Regions from separate parts of the Mus musculus genome. Here regions 2 and 3 are each linked to region 1. A link is a loop called in an ENCODE intact Hi-C map of the cell type or tissue named here. Cell type or tissue: left cerebral cortex. All regions are shown on one strand.

Evidence for each region. Peaks named below come from ENCODE experiments on the same cell type or tissue, not always from the same donor. Only the 100,000 strongest peaks of a DNase experiment are listed, where the experiment ranks them.
Region 2: a loop joins it to region 1, with 4 times the contacts of the local background. A loop is called at or near these places in 14 of 42 quality-filtered maps.
Region 3: a loop joins it to region 1, with 2.0 times the contacts of the local background. A loop is called at or near these places in 4 of 42 quality-filtered maps.

Annotation. Positions count from the first base shown.
Region 1 is chr17:8,520,188-8,528,187 of GRCm38, forward strand. It overlaps a transcript of Pde10a not described here. Among named protein-coding and RNA genes, the nearest start is that of T, 90 kb to the left of the region's middle. In left cerebral cortex, a CTCF peak has its summit at 4,409; DNase peaks (open chromatin) are centred at 2,256, 4,006, 4,471, 4,859 and 5 more places; H3K4me3 peaks cover 4,175 bases; H3K27ac peaks cover 4,725 bases.
Region 2 is chr17:8,465,826-8,473,825 of GRCm38, forward strand. No RefSeq gene overlaps it. Among named protein-coding and RNA genes, the nearest start is that of T, 35 kb to the left of the region's middle. In left cerebral cortex, a CTCF peak has its summit at 3,067 (motif pointing right); a DNase peak (open chromatin) is centred at 3,068.
Region 3 is chr17:8,577,042-8,585,041 of GRCm38, forward strand. It overlaps a transcript of Pde10a not described here. Among named protein-coding and RNA genes, the nearest start is that of T, 150 kb to the left of the region's middle. In left cerebral cortex, a CTCF peak has its summit at 3,532 (motif pointing right); DNase peaks (open chromatin) are centred at 3,551 and 4,721; H3K27ac peaks cover 291 bases.

The DNA of each region.
Region 1 (8,000 bases):
TGGGTGGAGCCTCTCAGAGGACAGTTAAGCTAGGCTCCTGTCTGCAAGCATAACAGAGTATCATTAATCAACTCCTTTTAAAGTTCTACCCTTGAAACAATGCTGCATGCATTTTGTTCATCTCTAAGAGTTGCCTTAACAGTTCCAATATTATTTTAAAATCCAAGATTAAAGTTTGCTCTGATTCTAAGACAGTCTGTTAACTGAGAACCTGAAAATTCAAGAATCAAGCCATGTGCTTTCTCTATGCAAGGATACAGAGTAGACATTTTTAGTACAAAAGAGGAGAATGGGAACCCAGAAAGGAAAGGTCAGACCAAAGGAAGATCAAAACCCAAGAGAGCAAACACCAAATCTTGCAGCTCCCTGTTTGGCATCAGGGTCTCATGGTGACATCATCTGGGCTCCAGCAGCCTGAGATGTCTCTGCCTCTACAGCTCTGCTTTCTGCAGCTCACATTGCCCGTCTCAAGTCAGCTCTACTCTGTGCTTAAGACTCTCCTTGGCGGACGTCCCCCACAGTTCTGCCATCTTCAAGATCTCGGTGTCCCCATTACACCTTAGCCTTCACCTCCATAGTTCCAGGCACTGGCCTTTTAGAACTTCCACTCAGAGAATCCAGCCCTGCCGTGTTTCCTGACTCTGCATCTTCCAGGAATTTGGTACAAGCCTCTGGGATCCCATCACTTCTGCATTTTTCATGCCTATAAAACTGGAACCATGTGTCTGCTACTATCAAGTTCTCCTGTCGGATCAGAACATAGTTTCACCCTTTAGACCACTGCTGCAAAAGATGCCGAGTGACAGGAAAGTTGAACATGAGAAAGTGTTTCCCAAGAGATTGTTTTTCACCAGCCTGATCCACTTCTGCTCAGGCTCTTGCCTTGTAGGGGTTGGTCTGCTGCTGCTAGGCATTCAAATGCTATAGATTGGCCTCCAAGATCTGGCTGCCCCCATGAGAGGAGATCCTCACATATACCAGCTTTTGTTGTATAAACCTTGCCCCTCCCCCAAGTTATCCCTGATTGGTTGATAGAGATGCCTACAACCTGGACTGGTAAGAAGAGAGGGGATTAAGCAAAGGTTCCTGGTTTTGGGGTCTCAGGAGAGACCAAGAAGGAGAGAGGAGGAAGAACAAAGAAGTCATCATGGGATATGCAGATTGTAAACTCATGCCTCCCAGGGCTGGCTTGGTGGAGTGGGAGCAGGCCAGGTTGTCCATGGCAAGTGATATCTTGGGGGTATTGACAGGGAACTAGACAAAGTACCACAGAGGGTTGATATCTGCACAGCTCTAGTGATCTTAAAGCTTATTGTAAATTGAAAAGCATTTGTGTCTTTTGTTTGTTTTATGGTCTAAGTGAGGTAAACCCTCCCAAAATAGCATTTACTATAACATACCTTCTAGTAAATTTGCATTTCTATGTCCTTCAGCGTTTTGATTGGTCAGTTATACCTTCAAGGCACGACTCCAAGTTTCCAGTGAAGCTTTCTTTTTAATTGTGATAATCTTTTTGATATGTATAACCACTATGCACCCACCCTCAAATTTGATCAGACTCAGAGTCAAACCACATCTCCACTCTTTCTGTTCTGTAAATCTGGGTAAACACAGTGAATGCAGACTGTGCCACAATCTAAATGTTGCATTGAACTGGAATTTCCTCTAAAAAACTAGAGTATTGTTTTAGAAATCAGACTCACTTAGATTTTTAGGACACATCAGATAGACCCTGATGCTTTCCCTGAATGTCTGAGCTAGGGTTTTACTGCTGTTAACAGGCACCGTGACCAAGGTGAGTCTTATCAGGACAATATTTAATTGGGGCTGGCTTACATGTTCAGAGTTTCAGTCCATTATCATCAAGGCGGGAGGGAGCATGACAGTATCCAGGCAGGCATGGTGCAGGAGGAGCTGAGAGTTCTACATCTTCATCTAAAGGCTGGTAGGAGAATACTGGCTCCCAGACAGCTAGGATGAGAGTCTTAAAGCCCAAGCCCACAGTGACATATATTCTAACAAGGCTACATCTCCTAATAGTGCCACTCCCTGAGCCAACCATATACAAACTGTCACAGCGACATAATAGCTTTTAGCTCAGGTCCCAGCGGAGTGTTAATCTCCCCTCTGAAACTTCATGAACACTGGCCACTTTTCCACTGGCATCTGAACTTGCCCAAGAACCACTCAGTCAGCTCTGCCTGCAGTGTTTGAAGTTCCCCCAGCAAGCATCTCCAAACTTCCACATTCTTCCCACAGATCCGTCCTCAATCCTAACAGCCATATGGTCAGGCTGATCTCAGCCCCAGCCCCAGTTCTCAGCATCCGTTTTCTATACCAGTTAGTTTTCTGGTTATTGGGAAGTATAACTAAATACCATAAACACCTTTTAAAAGACAGCATAAGAAGGATTTATTCTGTCCCTTAATTCAGAGAAATCAGTCCATCACAGTGGGAGGCATGGTCGTAGGAGGGACTTGGCCTGTGGGGCCATCCAGGGAGTAACATGAACACTCTCAGCTTCCACTCTTTTCCTTCTTGCTCAGTCTGGGATGTCTGCCCCTGCGATGGTGTTCTCCAGGGCAGGTTGTATTGCTAATTCTATTAATCCTTTCTGGAAACACCATCTCATAAATTCCCAAAGGTTTACCTCGCTAATATACTGGGTGTTTATTCATCAAATCAAGTTGATAACAAAAGTTAACTTGGAGATGAGTAGATGGGCGGGCAAAAAGTGGAGTGGCTACAGGGTCACAGGATCCTGGCTGCTGCTGGGTTGGGGGAGAGCCAAGGAGGACTCAGCTGAGAACTGGCATGATCTTTCATTTTTCTCAGCAGTCATGGTTTCTACACTGAGTGTAGTATGGAGGTGGAACATCAAAAGAGCAGCAGCACCAACCTGGACAGTGGTGCTGGAGGTTTGGAGAGGGTGATGCAAGGTCCCTGGAGCCTGACACGTTCAAGGCTGAGGGGATAGATGGAGTGGGGTAATAGGAAAGAGAGGTCTGCTTCTACTTATTAACGTGGGAATGCCATGGGGCCATCATGGCTGCAATGAAGTGGAATTTGGTGGTTCTGAGACTTCACAGGCACACAAGGGGAGCTTGTGGTTCACCTGAGTCTCAAGCTCAGAGGGAGAAGGTCTGTGCAAGGCATATTTTAAAGCTATCAGACAGGGTGAAAGCCTTACCTCAGAGGTGATGGAGAGCAAACGGGGTCTACGAATGGTTCTGGAACACCGCAGCATCAGGGAGGTAGAGGAGGCAAGAGGAACACACTAGGCAGGGCCCCGTGTCCAAGCTAAGGGTGGGCTATTCACAGAGGCGGGGCAGGAGGAAGTGCGTTCTAGGCACTGATGCACCAGAGGACAGGAAGATGGAATGACTGATGGAGAAGTGGCTGGTGCTGACACAAGGGAACAGGGAGCAGCTTGCCTAGGAAAGTGCTTCCTGGATGGTCCAGAGCAGGGTGAGCAGAGAGTAGCCAGAGAGTGACCCATGAAGGCACCCACCTGCCTGCTCTGACAGGAGGAAGAATGGAGCAGGTGGAGGAGCCCAGAGAGCATTTCTCTGTCCTTTCTCTGTGGTGACCAGGACCCTCTGCTGCTGGCACAGGGGTTGGTGATCTTTGATGATTAGGGCAGAGACATTCTCCCCACCCACTCCCTCCTGTCCAAGCCATTGGCCATGCTTGGCTTAGAACAGGCTATGCAGGTAGCTCTCCTATCCTGGGCTCTGCTTTCTCCAGCTCTTCCGGCCATGCACATAATAAATGGCCCAGATTCACTTCAAAACCATGATACCCCTGCCTCTCCATGGGATGCATTTATGAAACTTCTCTGTTTGCTGGGCACCTGCAATTTTAGCTTCTTGCCTCAGAAGCTTGTTCAGTGCATGGGGGAGGGGCACAGCCAGGGATGCAGGTGGTGATCCCTGCCTGTGTGGTCCTGGGTAGGCCTCTAGCTGCTGCAGCCACTGGTGACCAGGGATTCTCCAAGTGCTGGCCTCCTGTGGAGAAGTCCGGCTGAAGCACCCCTGCATCTTCACACCGCACTCCCTCCTTTCCTGGGTGGAGCGCTCTTGGGTACTTAGGTGGGGAGGGGCTAGGTCTTCAGCCATCAGCAACACCCCAGTGACTAATAATCTTGCACCATGTGGCTGCTCCTCTAGCAATTGTCACTGTCCTGACTACAGAAAGTCCCTTGTCAAAGGTTCCATTTGGGACTGGGAGCTCCACTGTGTGCAGATTCTCAATTCAGCAGCTCGAGTTTTGCCAATCGCAGCCTCCTAGGGAGAGAATAAACCAGAAGGGATCGGAGGAGAGGGAGATGGCAGGCCTTTGGCCTCCTTGGGGTTTGTGGTTTGCAGTCTCTGTGTGCCTGGGCAAGGGTGCCAGCTCCCTCGCGGGAAGAGCGCCCCCTGTGCTAGCTACGCCTCCACGGACCTGGTGGTCCCAGAACGTGCAGTCATCCATCCATTCATTGCGATTCCCAGAGCCAAGGCCCCATGACTCCAGCCGAATCTATGAATGGGAAGAGATTTAAAAAAAAACCTAACATCTATTTCCACTCCCTGATTCTCGCCCCCTGCCTCCCTTCCCGCCGAGCCAGCCCGACACGAAGTGAAGGGGGGGGGAGGGACGGGGCGTGGGGGTGTGCGAGAGCGGGTGCAAGTCTGGCTGGAGACTGTACTATTTATATACGCCGGGGCTCCAGGACAAAGAGGGCAGATCCGAGTCACCCCCCTTCTGCAGCCCCAGCGTCGCCCCAATCCGCTCCTCCGTGGCTTTGATTTCACTCCCTCCTCCCCCGCGGGCTGGCAGGTGCGGGGGTGGGAGCCGTCTCCGCGGGAGCAGCGTCGCCAAGGTCCGGCTGCTGACGTCCGAGCCTCTGCTCCTGTCAATGAACAGCAGCCGCCGCCTGGGGACTGCTCTGGCAACGAGGCTGCAGACGTCATCGCCTCCTGTTGGACGCGGGGGGGGGGGGGGGGGGCGTCCAAGCATCAGCGTCGCTGGCTTAAAGGAAAACTCTCTAAGTTCCAGCAGCAGGGGAGAGTGGCTCTTCAGAGCACACGCAGCCCCCCCAACTCCGCCCCCATGTCAAGTGCACGAGGGCACACGGGTTGGACACTCGCCCACGCACGCACACACACACACACACACACACACACATACACACACACGCGCCGTGCACACACATGCACACTCGTGTGCACACACACTACTTCTAGGTGTGTGGGTCTAAAGTTGCTTCCGTCGAGAGGCTAAACTGAGGTGGACCAGTCTTCACTGGTGCCTAGAAAGCACCTTACTGCTTTCCGGAGCACCTCAGAAAGGAAGGCGGGAGAGGGGAGCATCACTCCTTCTTAGAGTTGTCTCCCCCTTTTGCGAGATGACCAGCGTGGAAACTCCAAGTACCCGAAGCCCTTGGAATACTGCCGCATGGAGCATATTCGAGCGTCTTGGACAAGTCCTGGACTTGGGCCACCCGGGTTTGGCAACTTGTTTTGAGCAGCCCTGGATGGAGCCTGGACCCACCTTTCCCAGAGACTTGTCTCCACCGCTCCGCTTTGAATTTGTGAACTGGCGATGAAGCAGATAGGAGTTTTGTACTGGAGGATACTTTGGCGGGTAAGTTGATAATTTTTTTTTTTTTTAAATCTAACATTAGCCACTGAGAGTCCAAAGGGGGATAAAAAGAAAGAAAGAAAGAAACAAAAGAAGCAAAGAAAACTTATCTCTCTGCAAGCTTTCCAGCAGTAAGAAAATGTGTGTGTGTGCGCGCGTGTGCGCGCGCGCGTGCCTGCGTGAGCAGTGTGTCAGTGTTTGTGGATGTGACTGGGTGATCGGGGTGAGGAGTGTAAAGCCAGAAGCACCGGACTTTGTAAAGCTTAGCAGGGAAGATGGGAGAGCCTGCAGCTAACCCCAGTGCCAAGCGACAGGGTTCCTGGAGTTTTTGAGCTGCAAGTTCCAGAGTAGACTGCGCCCCAGCTGCAAACTGCAGCGGCTGCCTAGCCAGACCCGCAGGTGCCTCTTGAGGTGGCGCAGAGAAGGGCTGTCAAGCGCCTCAACCTCCTCCCTCCTTCCTGCTGCCAGTCTCCCATCCTCAGTAGGGACAGATCTCCCTGCACCGGCCATCCCTGCCTCTTGTCCGTTCCTCTACCCCAGTCTCTTTTGCGAGATATCACATGATACCAAAAGGAGGAGCGGGTCCTGCATCTTTAGTGTCTGAAAGCATCTCTGTTGCCTTCTGTAGCTTTTATTTTATGTTATTTGGCAATCCATTGAAACCGCATCCCAACCATCCGGACCAAACACTCAGAGTGTGGCTGTTTCCCCACAGCCACGAGCAGGCTTCTCATAGCCAGGCAGGACCAGGAGTCCTAAGTGGGGGTGGTGGTGGACCCCACCCAGGCCCCCTCCCACCTTAGCAGGAGACCTCTGAAGTATCTGAGGAACCTCTTGGGTTTTGATTTCTCCTCTCAGCTCACCCTTTTAGTAGAAGGAAAAGGAGGAAGGAGGGAGAGAGAGAGAGGAGAGAGAGAGAGAGAGAGAGAGAGAGAGAGAGAGAGAGAGAGAGAGAGAGAGAGAAGAGGGCCACACTGATACACTGATGGAAGCAGTCCTGGGGGTTCTGCCCAAGTCCCTGCCTCTCCTGCCTGCCTTCCGGATCCCTTCCTGTCTTTCGGCAGCAATTTCTTTCCATCTCCCTCCCTGGCCTCTTCTCCCCACCCCTTTCCTCTCCACCTAACCCCACCTTCACTCTCCTCTCCGAGAGGGGAGGGCCAGGGGGAGGGGAAAAGAAAACCCCCAAACCCCAGGCCCTGGGCAGAGATGTCGAAGAAGCGCAAAGCCCTCGAGGGTGGAGGAGAACCCCAGCTCCCAGAGGAGGAACCCACTGCCTGGTTTGGGGGCAGCAGCGAGGAGCCAGGTAGGGGGAGGGGGAGGAGACAGAGGACTGAGCACATGCGGAGAGCTTTGGAGCGGGAGATGCTCCACAGGAATGCCCCAATCTTTAGAGCAACTGGGTAGACTTACCCACAGAAGAGAAATTGGGGGTGGGGTGGAGAGGAGCTGACTAGGCCAGTGCTCGAGACCCAGCCCTGAGAACTTGGAGCACACTGGGGGGAGAAGCTGGAAGGCAAGTGAAGGATGCAGGAGGGGCCAGGAAGGGCCGACTGAGGATGCTGGCCATCTCCCATTCCTGCTTGCCTTGTTGTCTGGGAAGACCCTATTCTGTGTATATATGGCCTGTGTTGGTGCCTGAGTGCAGGACTCTGTCTGGAGGGAGGGGTGCTGGTGCTATCCCCCAGTGCCTGTTGCCGATGGGGACAGCAGGGAGGGCCCATATCTTCTTCCATGCTTCTCCAATCCAGGGATGTTGAGGGTTGCGTCATGAGGAATCTTCATCCTCTGCACAGGCAGGGCCTCGGGTCCTCCTGAAGTTGGAGGTGAGGGTTGAGCAGATGGATTGGTAGATTTCATTTCGAGGGGAGATGGAAGAGGCAAGCAGTTGGGTTCGTCTCTGCCTGGAATGACACCAGAGAAAAAGTAAAGATGGAAAATTTCCTATGTACCAAAAGTGATACTTGGGATCTCTGGTTTCCACACAAAGGAAACCTAGACAGACACCTTTTATTTCACTTAAAGCATTCTGGATTTGGTTACAAGGAGGCCCACATGATGTAGTGAAGCCTTTTCCCGGCTGTGGGGATAAATGAAAAGGAGAGCTCATGAGCTTTTGTTGTTGGGTAAGCTGTAGAAGATCAGGTGGTGAGAAGACTCATGGGGTGATGTGGTCCCGGGTGGCTGGGCAGGCATGAGGAGCTGTTCTGCACGCCTGCTTTCTTCCCTGCAGCCAGCCATGGTCTTGATGGAGACAGGCTCCCAAGAGGCAGAGCATCAGATGGCTGGTGTCTCCAAGATGGAGTCCTTGGTCCATCTCCTGCGTTATCATAAGGGATATGGGGTTGCAAGGCCCCTCTCGCAGAGAACGTGGAGCT
Region 2 (8,000 bases), 54 kb before region 1:
GCAGTGAGACAGGGGATTCTGGCTTCTGGGTCTGACACACACTGCTCTGTTAATGCGACCCCACACTGTGGGCAACTGTGCTCCACTGTTAAGACATGATGAACTTAAGGGCACATTCAGCTGTGTGAAAGAAGCCATGTGACAGGCTCATTGTAAATCCCTCAGAAAATAAAGAAAATAGAAAAATTTTCCTGTCACCGGTGTGAAGCTGTCTCACACATGCTAGACAGATATAAAGTGTTCCTAGGGGGAAAAAGAATGTCAGAGATCACTCCCGTAATAAATATCAGGGATCACGTACGTAATGTCAGGGAGATCATTAGGGTAACTCCAGCACTAGAGAAGCTGAGGCAGGAGGATTTCAAGTAGGTGACCAGCATGGGCTACAGGGTAAAGCTTATCTCAACCAAAGCATATGAGAGGAGACAGAGACAGAGAGAGAGAGAGAGAGACAGAGACAGACAGACAGACAGAGACAGACAGAGAGAGACAGAAAGAGACTCAGAGGACAGGGTGGGGAGGGGGAGGGAGAGGGGGAGGAGGAGGAGGAGGAGGAGGAGGAGGAGGAGGAGGAGGAGGAGGAGGAGAGACATTTTACTACTATTAGCTGTATGCTGTCTCATCCTGCCCTCAAATGTTTCTGATTGTCTTGTTTTCTGTCTTCCAGCCACCTGGCATCTTTTCTTCTAGAGCTTTCCATAGATCCTTTGCCTCTGCATCTGGGAAGTGATAAAAGTGGAGATTCTGTTCTTTCCTCATGGCATTGACCACAGGCCTGAGAAGCCCCTGCATGTCTCAGCAATGGGCTGGTATCCTGTAGACCCAGAGGCCTGGGACCACGCACAGGCCGCTGACTCTGTTTGCTTTTCTGTCTTTCTGTACAGCTTTGAAAGCTGCTGAGGTTTGCTAGGGGCTTGCCAACTGAAACCACAGTACCTTGTCAGATCACACTGCCATGCCAGCCTTCCAGCCACCTAGACAAGCTCAACTGTCTCACGATGACTGCTCATGCGCAGTCCCGGCCTTTCCGCCCATCTTTGAGGTAGGATCACAGCTAAGTGCCTGACCAGGAAACATCAGTTCATTGCTTCAAAGCCATGGCTCAGATCCGAGGGTAAGAAACAGCCTGATGCTGGTGCTGTAAATCGGGCTTACCACAGGCACATTCCTCTGCTCACTTAGGTCCTACCTGTGAACACCTCGCCAGGTGATCAGGGAGAGAGAGGGTGGACCATGTGAAGTGAAGCACAGGCTTAGGCTGCTGAGTCCAGTGGGCGGGGCCGGGGCCTGTCAATCACATCACAGAGATCCCAGGTTTTCACTGTGGTGGTATGGAGCAGAGGATAGGGTAGATACAGTATCTCAGAGTGGGGGCGACCTCATCCAGAGCTGGGACAGCAGGGCACTGAAGAGGAGCTGGGGGCTTCGAGGACCCTGAGGATAGATCTCTCTCTCTCTCTCTCTCTCTCTCTCTCTCTCTCTCTCTCTCTCCTCTCTTTCTCTTGTTAGGAGACAGAGTCTCCCTGGAGCTCTGGCAGCCTGGAACTCACTATGTAGACCAGGCTGGCTTTGAATTCATAGAGATTTGCCTGGCTTGTCCTCTCTAGTGCTGGCAAGCGCCACAGGTCTAGTTGACCTGTGGATCCTTACAGAACCCCAGTGCCTTGTTTCTCCGGCTGTGTTTTCTTGGTTTATTTCTCGCTGGTTTCTTCTGGGAGAAGGTAGCCTGTGGCCTGTACTCCCTGAGGTAGCTAGCCATTCCTCCAGTTTTCAGTAGGACTTTCCCCAGCTGCTATGCTCTGAGGAGATACTTCATAAAAATTGTACTTAATCACTTTGTTTTAAAGTAATATAAAGCAACTTATTCGAATTATGTATCTATGTGAAAATTCAAATGAGACGAAGAAGTTAAAATTAACTTGTTAACTCCTCAGCAAACTTCTTTCCCCAGCTCTCTCTGCACCTGTATGGGTCTGTGAATACATCTCATGGGTGGCCTTCTTCACAGACACTGAACAAGCATTGAGGAGAGCAGCCTCTGTCCCCGATGTGCGACAGGTGCCCTGGTAGATTACCACCTGGGTGGGTAGACATGGATAGAAGTCATTTCTTGTTTCCCATTCATTCCAGGATGTTGCTAACACTCTGTGCATCCTTCCTTTGACGGATAGTCCCAAACCCTTGCTGAAGCAGGAGCTTCATTGACTGGGCTGGACAGGCTGTCCTGAGAGCACATGTCCTCCTGGCTGTATGTCCCTGGTGTTAGGATTGCAGATGCACACAGCTGTGCTCAGCAGGTTTTTTGTATTGGTTCTGGGGGTTTGAACTCAGGTCACCATGTTTGTAGGGCAAGTGCCTTACTGACTGAACTGTCTGCCTGGCTGAAACTTATGGATAATTAATGATTACATTTGTGAAAAGGTTCATCCTTCTGTCCGGCTTCACAAGGGGTATTCTGCTTCGGGGTGGGGGCAGGGGAAAGAGGGAGAGGAGAGCTGTGTTCCCAACTGGAAAAAACAGGCCCAGCTTTCCCTCTTTGGGAAGATTTAAAACCTGGCCAGGGTGGTGGTACATATCTGTTAGCTCAGAACCAAGGAGGGAGAGGCAGGAGGATTGCCTTGAGTTAGAGGCTAGCTTGGGTTTATCTTGTCTCAAAGCAAAATAAATGATAAACCAAAGGTTGAGCCCCAGGGCTTTATCAGGAGACAGCTGGCTTTCTTCCACCCCAGTCCTGTGTTGTGAAGAAGAGCCCACCTGCTGGAAGAGCAGCGGGAGTCTTGGTAGAAATGGGGTTCCACAAAAGGATGGAGTAGAGGCGACTGGATACCCAACCAGGACCAGGAGGCCCTTGCTCCAGGAGTCCTAGCCCTAGGTTACAGATATCTGGTAGGGACTTTGTGCTGCGTTGGTGAGAACCACCCTCCCGGGCTTCCCGATCGCTTTTTCAGACGGGCTGAGCTGCTGGATTCCCTGGGATCAGTGTTATTGATCCCTCGAGGGAGGCACGTTTATCAGCTGTCTCAGACCTCAGTCCAATGGGGATGGAGCGACATTTCGGAAGAAGCCACCAGAGGGCGCCTCAGGATGCTCTGCAGGCCCGCGTCCTGTGGATGAGGCTGGAGCCACAGCAGAGCCTAGCTAAGGCAATAGAGGAAGATGCTGCGCTAGATAGCAACATCATGACTGATGAACTGCAGGGCAGGACTAGAAGGCCATAGCTGGAATTGACAAGTCTCCGCTGTGAGGACACGGAGATTGCTATCCAGCCCGGAGGCTTTGCAGGAGGTGTAAGGGACTGCAGGGTCAGGTCTGAGCTGGGATACAGAGAGAAACCGGGCTTACCCTGTTGAGACTGTCTGGGACCCCAGTACCCACTGAGGGGAACTCAGATTCAAGAGCCAACCCAGCTCAGTTTCCACTAGAACTTGAGGCTGGTTGGTCAGAGGGATTCAGAGGAAGATTATCAAGTTTGGAGCTCTTCCGCTTTTTAACGACTGTGCATTTTGAGTCAGATCCCTTGTGTTTTGCCGTCGCGCTGTTGAGATCTGCGGATTCACAGCCAGGCCGACAGTACAGAGAGGTTTTCGTCTTCTGTGAATGTCTCTGTAGTCTGTGTGTTGAACCTTTTCTTGTACAGAGCTTTAGAGTTTGGTTTTCAACTTTTGCTTTTGCTGTCTGTGTCTTGGGATCATATTAAAAAACCGTCTGCATAATCCGTCTTTTCAAGGGATGGTCACCCCTTAACTAGTTTTCCAACACCAAGTGGTCAGCCATAAAAACACATTCCTCCAAGCAACATGAGAGTGACTGGTGGGACCAGGAGACAGCTACCAGCGTGGAAAGACTGGTTAGGTGTTGGGACTAGCCTCCAGATGATGAGGCTAGCCTGGACTACACAGTGACCTCCAGGACACCTACAAGTCGCCCTACTTCACAAGAACAAACACATATGAAAAGGACATTTAGGGTATTTTAAGAATATTAACACAGGGCTGGAGAGATGGCTCAGTGGTTAAGAACTCTGACTGCTCTTCCAGAGGTCCTGAGTTCAATTCCCAGCAACCACAGGGTGGCTCACAACGGTCTGTAACTTGAGTTCCAGGAGATCCTCTGCAGACATATGTATAGACAATGCACATAAAATAAAAACAAATAAGTTACTGTAAAAATTAATTAACTCGTCAACTTACTAACACATTGTGTCTTTTTTTGGTTTTTGGTGCCCTTTTTAATTTCTTTTGTCTGTATTGGGTAAGTTGCACTATAAGGGCCATCCACTCCTGGATTATATTTCTCTCCAGGTAGTTTAATACTTCCTGCCACCATTATGAATGAGATTGCTCTCTGAATGCTTTTCTCAGTGTTGTTACCGGGATATAAAAACCTCTTAATCCGCATGCTGACTTTTATGTCCAATAACCTTCTTAAATTTGTAGGTCAAATTTTAATTATTTGTTTTTTAGTTTTTATAGACACGATTGCTTATTTTTATAAACCCTTACTATCCAGATCACTTCCTTTCTCTTGTCTTATGGCTCTGGCCCAGTATACACTGATAAATGTGTCCTTTTGACCATGCTCCATAACTCTCATAGATATTCTTAATTTTTTTCCTTAAATAATTTTTGCTAGATAGTTATGTACAATTTTCCAAGGCTCATAAGAGTATTTAGGATTTTTTTGTTTCGTTTTGTTTTTCGAGACAGGGTTTCTCTTGTGTAGCTCTGGCTGTCCTGGAACTCACTCTGTAGACCAGGCTGTCCTCGAACTCAGAAATCCGCCTGCTTCTGCCACCCAAGTGCTGGGATTAAAGGCGTGCGCCACCACCACCCGGTTTAGGATTATTTATTGACTTCTTCAGCTCCAAGATTTCTGTTTAATTCTTCTTTAATGGTCTCTGTTATCATTTCTCTTTCTCTCAATTTCTCTCTCTCTCTCTCTCTTCCTTCAAAAGTTTGTTTGTTTGTTTATTTATATGAGTACACTGTTACTGTCTTCAGACACACCAGAAGAGGGCATTACAGATGCCCATTACAGATGGTTGTGAGCCATCCTGCGGTTTCTGGGAATTGCACTCAGGACCTCTGGAAGAACAGTCAGTGCTCTTAGCCACTGAGCCATCTCTCCCACCCCCTTTCCATTTCTTAAAATTAATTATCTTGAATTCTTTGTCAGGTAGTTCAACAGCTTCTTTCCTCTGAGGGGTATTATTATGGGGTTATTGTACCTTTTGGACTTTCATTCTTTTCCTGTCTTTATGGTGACCCTTGCACATTTGGATCAGCTGCCAATGTCCTAGAAAGACTTTCCTAGTAAATGACACTCTCCTGGTTAAGTATCCTTAGAAGCTGGTTTGGATACGATGGGTTGGCTTTTGCTTTCAGGGGGGACACTTAGTGTAGCAGCTTTTTCTGCATTAGCAGTGTCTGACTCAGTGGGGTTTCACTGGGAGGCAGTTTTCTTAGGTGGGTCAGGCTTATTGGTGGCTTTGAGAACTGTGCTCAGCTGCGGGCATGGAGTTCCTGCCAGTTTCCAAGGTCCAAATAGGTTGCAAGGCTGCTCTTGAGGGCTTGTGTCGGGGAGCTTGGCATGGCCACGGAGCTTTGGTGGCTCTAGGTTTCTGAGAACAGTATTTCTGATGCTTCTTCAGGTCTCAGGAGGGTTGGTGGTTCCATCCCACTGCTTTCTAGGGCAGCAAGAGGGTGGGAGCAGCCACCCAATTTTCACAGGAGACACTGTATCAAGAGGATCCAGGTAGGTTGTCCGGATGCTCACGAGTCTTTGGGAGGGTAGGCAGGTGATCCGGATAGTTCTCAGAGCGGTGCTAGCTGAGCTGTTTGTGTAGCCACGGCTTGACTGTGTCAGGGATGCTAGGGGCTGAACATCAGATGGGTCTGTGTTGTAGGCACCTGAGTGGGGAAAGGTATAGTATGTCGTAGGGTTTTTCTTCCAGGAAATAGAGTGCAGTACCTCAGCAGATCCTCCTGCTGAGCTCAGACAGGGAGGGCTAATGACTTTTGGGTAGCCAGTGCTCTAGCTGACCACGCCATGAGGGCGTGCAGCTATGCTCTCCTGCATTCTCTTGTGACACTGCTTTGGGGCTGACCTAGACAGATGGAAGGACAGAGGCTTTGAGCCCTTCTATGTCAGGTCAATTACACATCTCTGTGCTCTCTGACATGGCTGCCACATCCCTTCTGCACCTCTGGATTCTTCCGTGGACACCCCAGCTGCTGTTTTTCTGTCTGGGTCCTTGGTTTGGAGGGAAATGTCCCAGGCATCTCTACTCAGCCATCGATCTGGCATCCTGAAATAGAATTATTTTTAAGTTAAAAAAAAAAAAGATTTATCTACTTTTTTTTAAATTTGTATTTGGATGTACCAGATGCATGCAGATGCCTGCAGAGGCCAGTAAAGGGTGTTGGACCACACAGAACTGGCACTACAGGTGGTTGTGGCTGCCATGTGGGTATTAGAAACTGGTGGTGGCAGGTTCTCTGCAAGATCACTCAGTACTTTTAACCACTGAGCCATCTCTCCAGATCCTTAAAATAGAATGCTCGACTCTTCCTTTTTAGTGCTGTTTATACAGTGCTTCAGAGCATGTCAGAACCTTTTACTGCAAGCCGGGCATCCAAGCTGGGTTCCTCCCTTGTCCTTTCTTCAGTAAGTCCATATTAAAGCACTCTACCTTCTTCTACCTCCACGGCTACCATCTTTGTCTTCAACACCAGGTAAGAAGGTGCGGATGGATGTTTGGTTAAGGAGAGAGTCTCAGTTAAAGGAGAGAGAACAGGCAGACTCTTCGAGTCTCAGATAACGTCCCCAGAAAGCTATTTACCAACTCTGAGGTACAGTATAACTCTGGGATTCTTGTGACTTGAAATTATTAATTTCTTCATTATGTTCTATTTTGAGTCCCCTCAGATCACGCTATCCTTTGTGGCGAACTTGCTATAATTTTGATCATAGGTTTTTGTTATTGTTACCTGGGGCTGGAAACACTCTGACTGATCTTAGCGTAGATGGTTAAATGCAGCACTGGATGAGTAAAAACACGCTTCTATACAAATGGTATTACTTCATTTCAAGTAAACTTGTTGATGATTTAAAAATGCACATGCAGGCTTTGTAAACAGATATCAATGGTTTTTGCCATCAGGATCAATCTATGATATATTAAGATCTATGACTATATGCATAATAAGTAAAATATACATAGACTTCCCCTCAGCAGTTTCATAATTATTCCTGGACACTGCTTAATTTGATTTGTTTTATCCTATGAAGTGCAATTCTTATTGTCAAAGATAAAGATTTTCCTCCACTCTCTTAAGTATTTGTTAAGCTCTCCCCATATGCATGAGGCATCGTGCTGGAAGCTGGGGACGGTGTTCACTGAGTTGATCTGAGCTTAGTCTTCACTGAATGTCCCCAGATGGGTGAGTGTCTAAGACAGTGTGACAGGGCCCGAGATGAACTTCCTGCTGGTGTGTAACGCTGAGAAGATGGCTCTTATAGGCAGTTTAGATAAAAGGGTTGCAGACAGAGGACGGTGCCTCCGGTTAAGAAAATGATTTGGTGCATTTTAGAGACTGGCGAAGTGTCCTGTAAGAGACAGCAGGCGATGATCCAAAGGAGCCAGGAAAGGGCTTGCAAGTCTTCCACAGACAGGACAGCCATGGTGTGGAAATCAGGGCATTTCTGAACGGCTTCCAGGAAAGAAAAGAGATGGGCTGGAGGGATGGCTCAGTGGTTAAGAGCACTGATGTCTCCTGAGAGGCTCTGCCAGAGCCTGACATATACAGAGGCGGATGCTCGCAGCCAACCATCGAACTGATCACAGGGTCCTCAATGGAGGAGTTAGAGAAAGGACTGAAGGAGCAGAAGGAATTTGCAACCCCATAGGAAGAACAACAATATCAGCCAACCAGAGCTCCCAGGGTCTAACCATCAAGCAAGGAGTACACATGGAGGGACCCATGGCTCCAGCCACATGT
Region 3 (8,000 bases), 57 kb after region 1:
TATGCTTTTTATATCACCACTCATACACATAATGGAATAGCAAAATCTATTTTACAAAAGGCAAGTCATGCAAGCATAAAGCCTGTCATTTAAACAATTCTATGAAAAAAAAAAGCAGTTGTAAATATCAGTTGAATTCATAGCTATCAAATAATTATTGTTTGGGAAGAAGAATTTTTGTTACCACTTAATAACTGTTTAAGTAGCAGTAACATTACATCTTGACTTGGGAGAAATTAAATGGCTTGAGGGGTATTCTGAATGGAATGGAAGCCATTCTATTTACTAAAGAAAAACACCTAAAACATGTATTATATTAAAATTATCCATATTTTCAAACATTGCGAGTAATTGAACAGTGCGTGATGTGTGGGTAGGTCATAAAATATATGGGAAATGTATACTTCTTACTCAATTTTGCTACAAAGTCCAGCTCTTAAAAATAAAGTCTATGGAAACACACACACACACACACACACACACACACACACACACACACACACACACACAGAGAGAGAGAGAGAGAGAGAGAGAGAGTGAGTTAATCCAGCCTTCCAGAGACCATCGTGATTAAAAGAATCCACACACTGGCTACTTTGTTTGCTATTTAGTTTATAACCATCAGTGGGTTACAATGTTACTTTCCCTTCTCAAGTCTCTGAGACATTCTGAGACATTGTGGTGGCTGTCCTGTCTTTACTGGTGTCTGGCCAGTACACGAGGAGATCTAAGCAGGAGGTGGACTGCAGGCACCAGGAAGCTCACACCCTGGCTAGTGCACAGACACAAAGGGGTGCCAAGGGCAAGGGTACAGGCCTCAGTCCCCGTGCCCTGGATGGTCACCCTACACTGAGGCTTCGTGTGGATGCTTCAGTGAAGGGGCCTGTTTGACCACAGAGAGCCTTGGGCAGGAAGCACAGAAGAAAACTGGGTAATGACTGTATCTAACTTCACCTTGCCCAGCCTACAAATAAGCTGGGAACCCTGGCTGGGCCTTCTGTTTTCTTTGTTAGTTTACCATTTAGCCATCTTAGAAAGATAGAGGGCGTGTTGATCTAGACCTGTAGCTCCTATTGCTTAATTCCCTTGATTGTGACTGAGACCTGAACCGTGGGCTGGTACCAGGTTCATGCAACAGATGCTTCCCTGCGTCCCGGTGGGTGTCACGTACGTCTTCATCTCCTACCCACCCTGGGTTGACAGACACCTTCTAGTTCAGAGTTGAATCAATTGATCTTCGACAGCTAGGCTCACCTTCTCCCAAGTATGAGCCACAGTACATGGCCTTAGTTGACCCCTGACATCTAAGCAGGAAGTATGTACTTAGTCCCCGAGAATGCAGCTCGGGAGTGGAAGAATGGCCCCTTTCCCGTGCATGACTGGGTTTGAGTATGGGGCTGGCAGTTACTGTTACCGTTTTGCCACGGTGGAAGAATTATGGATTCCAGCGCAGCTGACACGAAGTTTTTGAGGTGTAGAATTAATCATCTCCGAAATCACTTGATCCCAAGACTTCTTAGACACATTGAATCCCGGCTATGTAATTAGCCAACTGCTGAGGATTCTGATTCTCGAGGAACTCGCTAGGGAGAGGACCAGCTAAAAATCCCATTCTTGGATAAGGAGTATGGTCAGGGTACCTTGTGCTCCATTTATTGTCATGGCTGGCCACGTCCCTCAGTGTAAATCAAAATTTGACTTTATGACAACACAGAAAAGACAGAATTGTTTGTAAGAAGGAGTCAGTTTGGGCTTTGTTTGTTTTCATAGTCTCTTAGATAAAAGCCTCGAGGTAACACAGATCAATATAAATGAAAGTTTAGTATGCACCACAAGCTTCCAGGTGGCAGGGAAGAGGGCTGTATGGTTGTTTTCTCCTCTGTCATTAATGCTGGCTGCTGGCTTGCCATGCAGGGTGACCGGCCATATGAGCTGAGCTTAAGCTCTAATTCCAGGGCTGAACACTTCCTGCCCAATTAATTATAGCAGCACAGGCTATGTGGAAATCAAACTCAGAATCAGGTCACAAAGCCTGAAGATTCTGTCATTGCGCCTTTAAGTTTTATAGGAATGTATCTGAACCAACAGATTGCAAATTAGGAACCGACATTAGTTCCTGGCAAGGTTTTTTAAAGAATATGCAAGAAGGAGTCATCATGTGGTCACCAAATCCTCATTTTCACAGAGACATCAACAGGGCCATTCACTGTGTGCAAGTGGACTTTACTAAGGCTGTTGCTGCTCACACAGCAGAGTGTATGGGGTCCGGGCCTGACAGCAAGGTGGGACTGGGCTTTCGTGGGAGTACTTTCATTCTGGGTCCTTCTTTCCTGGTGAACTTGTTATATTTTAACCCCACTTAAAATTACCGCCCATTAACATAGAGCTCATCAGTGGAGTGATCAGCCACAGAAGGGATGTCTACATCAGCCATCCTCAAAGGCTCAGATACCGTCTTGGAAGGGAGGAGACAAAGACTGTACGAGCCCGAGGTTGGGGAGGAGCAAAGAAAAACTGTGGACAATGAGACCTCCGTGTTTACAAACTTGCAGCAGCCATGGCTGCCTGCACAAGATCAAGCCAGCCCAGGAGGGCAAAAGGAGTTCAAGAGTCTCCACCCATAGCTGAGACCACAGTGAGGCTCTGGCCTCTGGGGGCGGGGAGGGGAGAGAGAGTCAGTTTTCTTTAAGAGTATAGCCCCTGGTAGGTTGACCATGCTCTGGTGGATGTCCCCCATTGGATGTCCCCACACCCATGAATAGCACAGATTAGATTCAGTGGTTATTGAAAAAAAAAAAAAAACAAAACCAAAGGGCGTGAAGTAGAAGGGGATGGAACAGAACAGCTAAGAGAAGGATCTCTCTCTCTCTCTCTCTCTCTCTCTCTCTCTCTCTCTCTCTCTCTCTGTGAGAGAGAGAGAAATCAAAATACATTAAAGAATTAATAAAATTGTATTTTAAAAAAGGAAAAGGAAAAAGAGTAACACCCCAAATAGAAATGGAAGAAGACCCAATAGTCAGAGCAGAGACATCTGAGTGGGATGGGAAAGATGCCTCAATGTGCTCACAGCCATCGTTTAGGCTCTAAGAGTCTTGGCTTGTGGTGTTCACTGCTCTGCTTCTGCCTGCACTGCACGCCGGCACATTGCATGTTTTGAGGACAATCCTGTGGGAAGCAGTGGCTTGAGACTCTGACCCACGTCAGGAAGGACTGACTGGCCAGCACTGGTGTCCCCTACCATGCGCTGTTTCTCTGGAGAAACCGCAGCCTGAACCATGAACAATTGCAAACTTTTCTTGTGAAAGCGTTCTGGCCTTTGTGCGGATCATGAAGTACAGCAGGACTTGAGACTTCTCGTAACTTCTTGTCTTATTCTCAAGTTATTTTTTTATCATTATAACATTTTAGCCTGAAGTTTTGTCTTTTTAAAAGATTTATATATGCCTTTGTGTATCTTTGCTCCACAAAGATAAGGTGTTTTGCCTTTGTGTATCTTTGGTCCTCATGCATGCAGTACTTGCAAATGTCAGAAGAGGGCACTAGATTCCCTAGTACTGGACTTCTAGTTGATTGTGAGCCGAATGGGTCTTGGAAACCAAGCCCCCAGGTCCTCTCACTACAAGAGCAGCCAGTGCTCTTAACCACTAAACCATCTCTCTGGCCATTTGTTTTGTTTTCTAAAGTGCCACAGTCACAAGAAGGGCCCCTTGCTGACCTGAAGTTGTCACTGGCAGCAGCCTTGCACCTGTAGGATCTGGAACTTGGATGAGGCTCTGGAAGCCAGGCTCCACAGTGGCCTGGGTTACCATACTCGTGTAGTATTACACTTCGTACTGATATGTCTTTGTTTCGTAAAAAAAGAAGTGGTTCTGGACACATGCTAATTGTTCGTTTTCATAGTGGAGTCCCACACTCTTTCTAAAGCCCCCTTGGGTTGATTACTAAGTGTCTCAATGGTGCTTTGATTTTGCTGGAAGCAAAACACGTGTCGGGGCTGTACCTCCGTCCGCATGGTGGGACTAGCTGAATAGCTGTCACTCTCCCAGTGTCATCTTTGCTCAAGAATTCACGGTCTCTCAATCAAACCAGTTGCTTCAAGGGATTTGGGAAGCCCATATTATGCAAATTCCCTTCTAAACCCAGGCTTCTAGTTTTTAAACACACTTGGATCCCTCTCTCTGTGGCTGCTTCTCTGGCCCCTATGCTGCAGTGCGGAACCTTTGTGGGAGAGCAACCCTGTTGGGATTTGTGCACCTGAAGCAACAAGCAACACTTCCTTGCGCTGATGGAGATGTGGTTTGGGAAAGTAAAAACTGGCCTGGGATGTTTCTCAGCCTGTAGCAAGTTCTCCAGAGTGATCCCGTCAGCCCACATGTATGATGATATTGGTAATGTTTATGGGAAGTGGTCACTTATCTCCTCTTTGTCTGGGTATCTCTTCTGAGCTGGGGAAATATCTGGAAAAATGGGGACATTTGGGAGGGTGAATGTGAATCCCCTCAAGTGGAGGATGCTCAGAAAGACAAAAATCCTGTTGCGAAATGTCTTTCTGATGCTCCACGGAGCTGTGCCCAGCATCGCAACCCCAGAAGACTCGGAGGGCAACTCTAAGATGTGGGTGCACCCAGAAGGAAGGTCTGTGTGTTTCTAAGTTAGTTTAGTTCATTGGTGACATCATAAGATCGCTGTCACCTAGGCAATGGAATGTGTTGCTATGGGGACAACAAGCTGTGTGATCGCACAGCTTCCAAACACAGACAGTGGGAAGCCTCCCCTTCCTGTGTACCGCAAGCTGCATGGGTGTATATGGGGGGCGGGGGGTTGGATTAAAAGCCTGGCATTTAAACTCTGTTAATGCAGATGCTCAGAGATAATGGTGTGGAGTGCTTACATACTCTGAATTTTGAAATCTTTGGAACCCACAGCAGTCTAATGAGGCGAGCTCATGTTACAGGAAGATACACAGTGCAGTTGCAGAACTGCAGGAAGTGTCCAGTGCAGGGTTGGGAAAGCATGCCTTAGGTGCATTTTCTGTTGGGTTGGAGACATTGGTGCCAGTGTTGCATGATCCTGTCATGGATTCTGTCAGCCTCCATCCTATCTCTAGGGAGCTCTTGATGTTATCCTGTGGCTTACTGACTCTCTTGTCACCTTTATCACACAACCCCAGCCATGTTCCGTGTGCTCATATACTGATACACAAGTACCCATACATACATCTGCATGCCTATGTATACATACAGTAAATTCATGCTGAACACACTAAATGAGCCCACAGGTTTAGGTTCTTGTCATCTTCTGCTCCTGCTTTGGCCACTGATCAACACTGTTGTTTTATTGCTTCTGTTTAAGGAGGCCTCAGTGGATACCTGCTATTGATTCCTCAACATAGAACTCACACCACTAGCATGTACTCATCACGATAGCATCACTATACGATAGCATCACCATCACTATGACATTATCATCACTGTAGCATCATCATCACTATGATATCACCATCACTATAGCATCAGCATCACTATGACATCATTGTAACATAACCATCACTATAACATCACTATAGCCAAGACTCACTATCATTAACCATAACTGTGGTGACAAAACCATTACCACAACCAACAATATCACAAACCATTATTGTTATCACCATCACCATCCATCTCCACCATCATCACCATCACCAACCATCTCCATCATCATCATCATCACCATCACCATACATCTCCATCATCATCATCACCATCGCCAACCATTTCCATCTTCATCATTACTATGGTAGTCACTGCCATCATTTCAGTTACTACCCATCACAGTCATCATCTTTATCAGCATTACCATCATCATCACCATCTCTGCTTAGAGGCTTCAGAGTAAACACACCAACAAAAAAAAAAATGTGGGCTCAGTCAAGAAAGTGGATTGTAGTCTGAGTGGATGCAACCAAAGATTCCAAGATTCCAATTTTCCATCATTGAGCCCACATAGTCAGGTGTGCTGGATGCTGCTGTGACGTTTGTAGTTATGTAGTATGTAGTTATGGCTGTAAAGTCCATAAATAATAAGGCCTGCCTACATATCTGTACATGTGTGTGTGCATTTCCATAGCCTACCTACATGTAGGTATACATGCATGTGTGCATTTTCATAGCACATCTACATGTGTAAACATGTGTTTACATGTGGGTGTGCATTTTCATAATCCTCTTACATGTATGTACATGTGTGTGTATTTTCATAGCACATCTACATGTGTATGCATGAATTTGTACATTTTCAGAGCTCATCTACATGTGTGTACATGTATGTACATGTGTATGCATGTGTACATGTGTGTACATGCAATGTGTGCATTTCCATAGCCTACCTATATGTGTATACATCCATGTGTGCATTTTCATAGTGCATCTACATCTGTGTACGTGTGTTTATATGTGGGTGTGCAATTCATAGTCTTCCTACATGTATGTACATGTGTGTGTTTACATAGCAATCTACATGTGTATGCATGAATGTGCGCATTTTATAGCTCACCTACATGTGTGTATGTGTACATACATGTGTATGCATGTGTACATGTGTGTACATGCATGTGTGCATTTCCATAGCTCACCTACATGTGTCTACGTGTGTGTGTGTGTGTGTGTGTGCATGTCATAGCTCATCTACATGTGTGGACATATGTGTATATTTCTATAGTCCACCTACATGTATATACATGTGTGTGTGTGCATTTTCCTAGCGCATCTACATGTGTTGTGCGTGCATTTTCACAGTACATCTACATGTGTGTGTGTGTATTTTCATAGCCACCTGAAAATCTAGTGAAGATTCTTGATCTCAAACACACATTCCCAACCCCAAAGGCTGCCTGTCCCCATGGCCCAGAGATGATCCCCTGGGCACCCCGAGCACATGTTCTGTCCACCTTCCCCTCCACCAGGGTGCATGCTCCTCTGGTGTGTGGGAACAATGTCTCCTGGCAGGATAAGGACCCCAGAGGCAGAAGCTCACCCAGCTCTCAGCTCCTGTGGATAGTCAGACACGAGTGTTGTCTGGAGGAAAAGGTCCTTGTCCGCAGCGCTGGCTTCCCGCTACAGCTGCCCAGCTACGATGTAGAAGTCAAGGTACAGGATAGACCTCAAGTTAGGAAAACAAACTTTGGTAACAGCTTGAGTGTCAAGAGAGGATCTGGACTCCATCAACTGAAGGAGTTGCTTTGTTTAGGGAGATGCCAGTGTGCCCGAGGCTTGGTTATTGTTTTGAGTGATGTGACTCTGAGACACTCGGTCTCCTCATGTGCTGCTTGTTCTTGATGCAAGGGCTTAGCAGTACCACATGTGCATCTCCATGCTCTCCAGTACAGAATAAGCTAGACGTAATAAATCAGTCTTTTGGAGACCATGATGATGTCTTAGTTGCTAGTTTGAATTTCTAAAATCTGTAAGGTTTTTTAATTATAATAACAGCATTACAGTTCTTGAAAATCCTTTTCATAACATACTACAGATATAATGATTAGATGTGATTTTTTTGTTTTTTTTGTTTGTTTCAGTAACTGAAGAAACAAAGATTATTGGTCATTACTTGGTAGCCTGTTCTGGGTGCTGTGCCAAGGTAAAGCTGTACCAATTCTGAGAGTATTTATAATATTCCGAGAATATCCTTGCAAGATGAGTGATAGGATGTCCATTTCTCAGATGCCGAAATGCAGACTCAGAATAGCTAGGGTCCATCTGAGCCACGGTTCAGACCCTGGTGTGCCCAGGCACAAAACTCAGGTCTTTTTCTTTGGCTTTGTGACAGTCTAAATATAAGTTGGGTTTGTATCTAGATAATTTGGTAAGTGTGTGTGTAGTTATAGGAGTTTCTATTGGTGGTGGAAAAAATAAGGAGAAGCGACCACTAATAATTACCTCCTTCTCAGAAACAAAATAGACTTCTCTAAAGATGTTATTAAGGAGAGTACTAAGAAAAATCTCCCAGGCTCCATCTCCAGA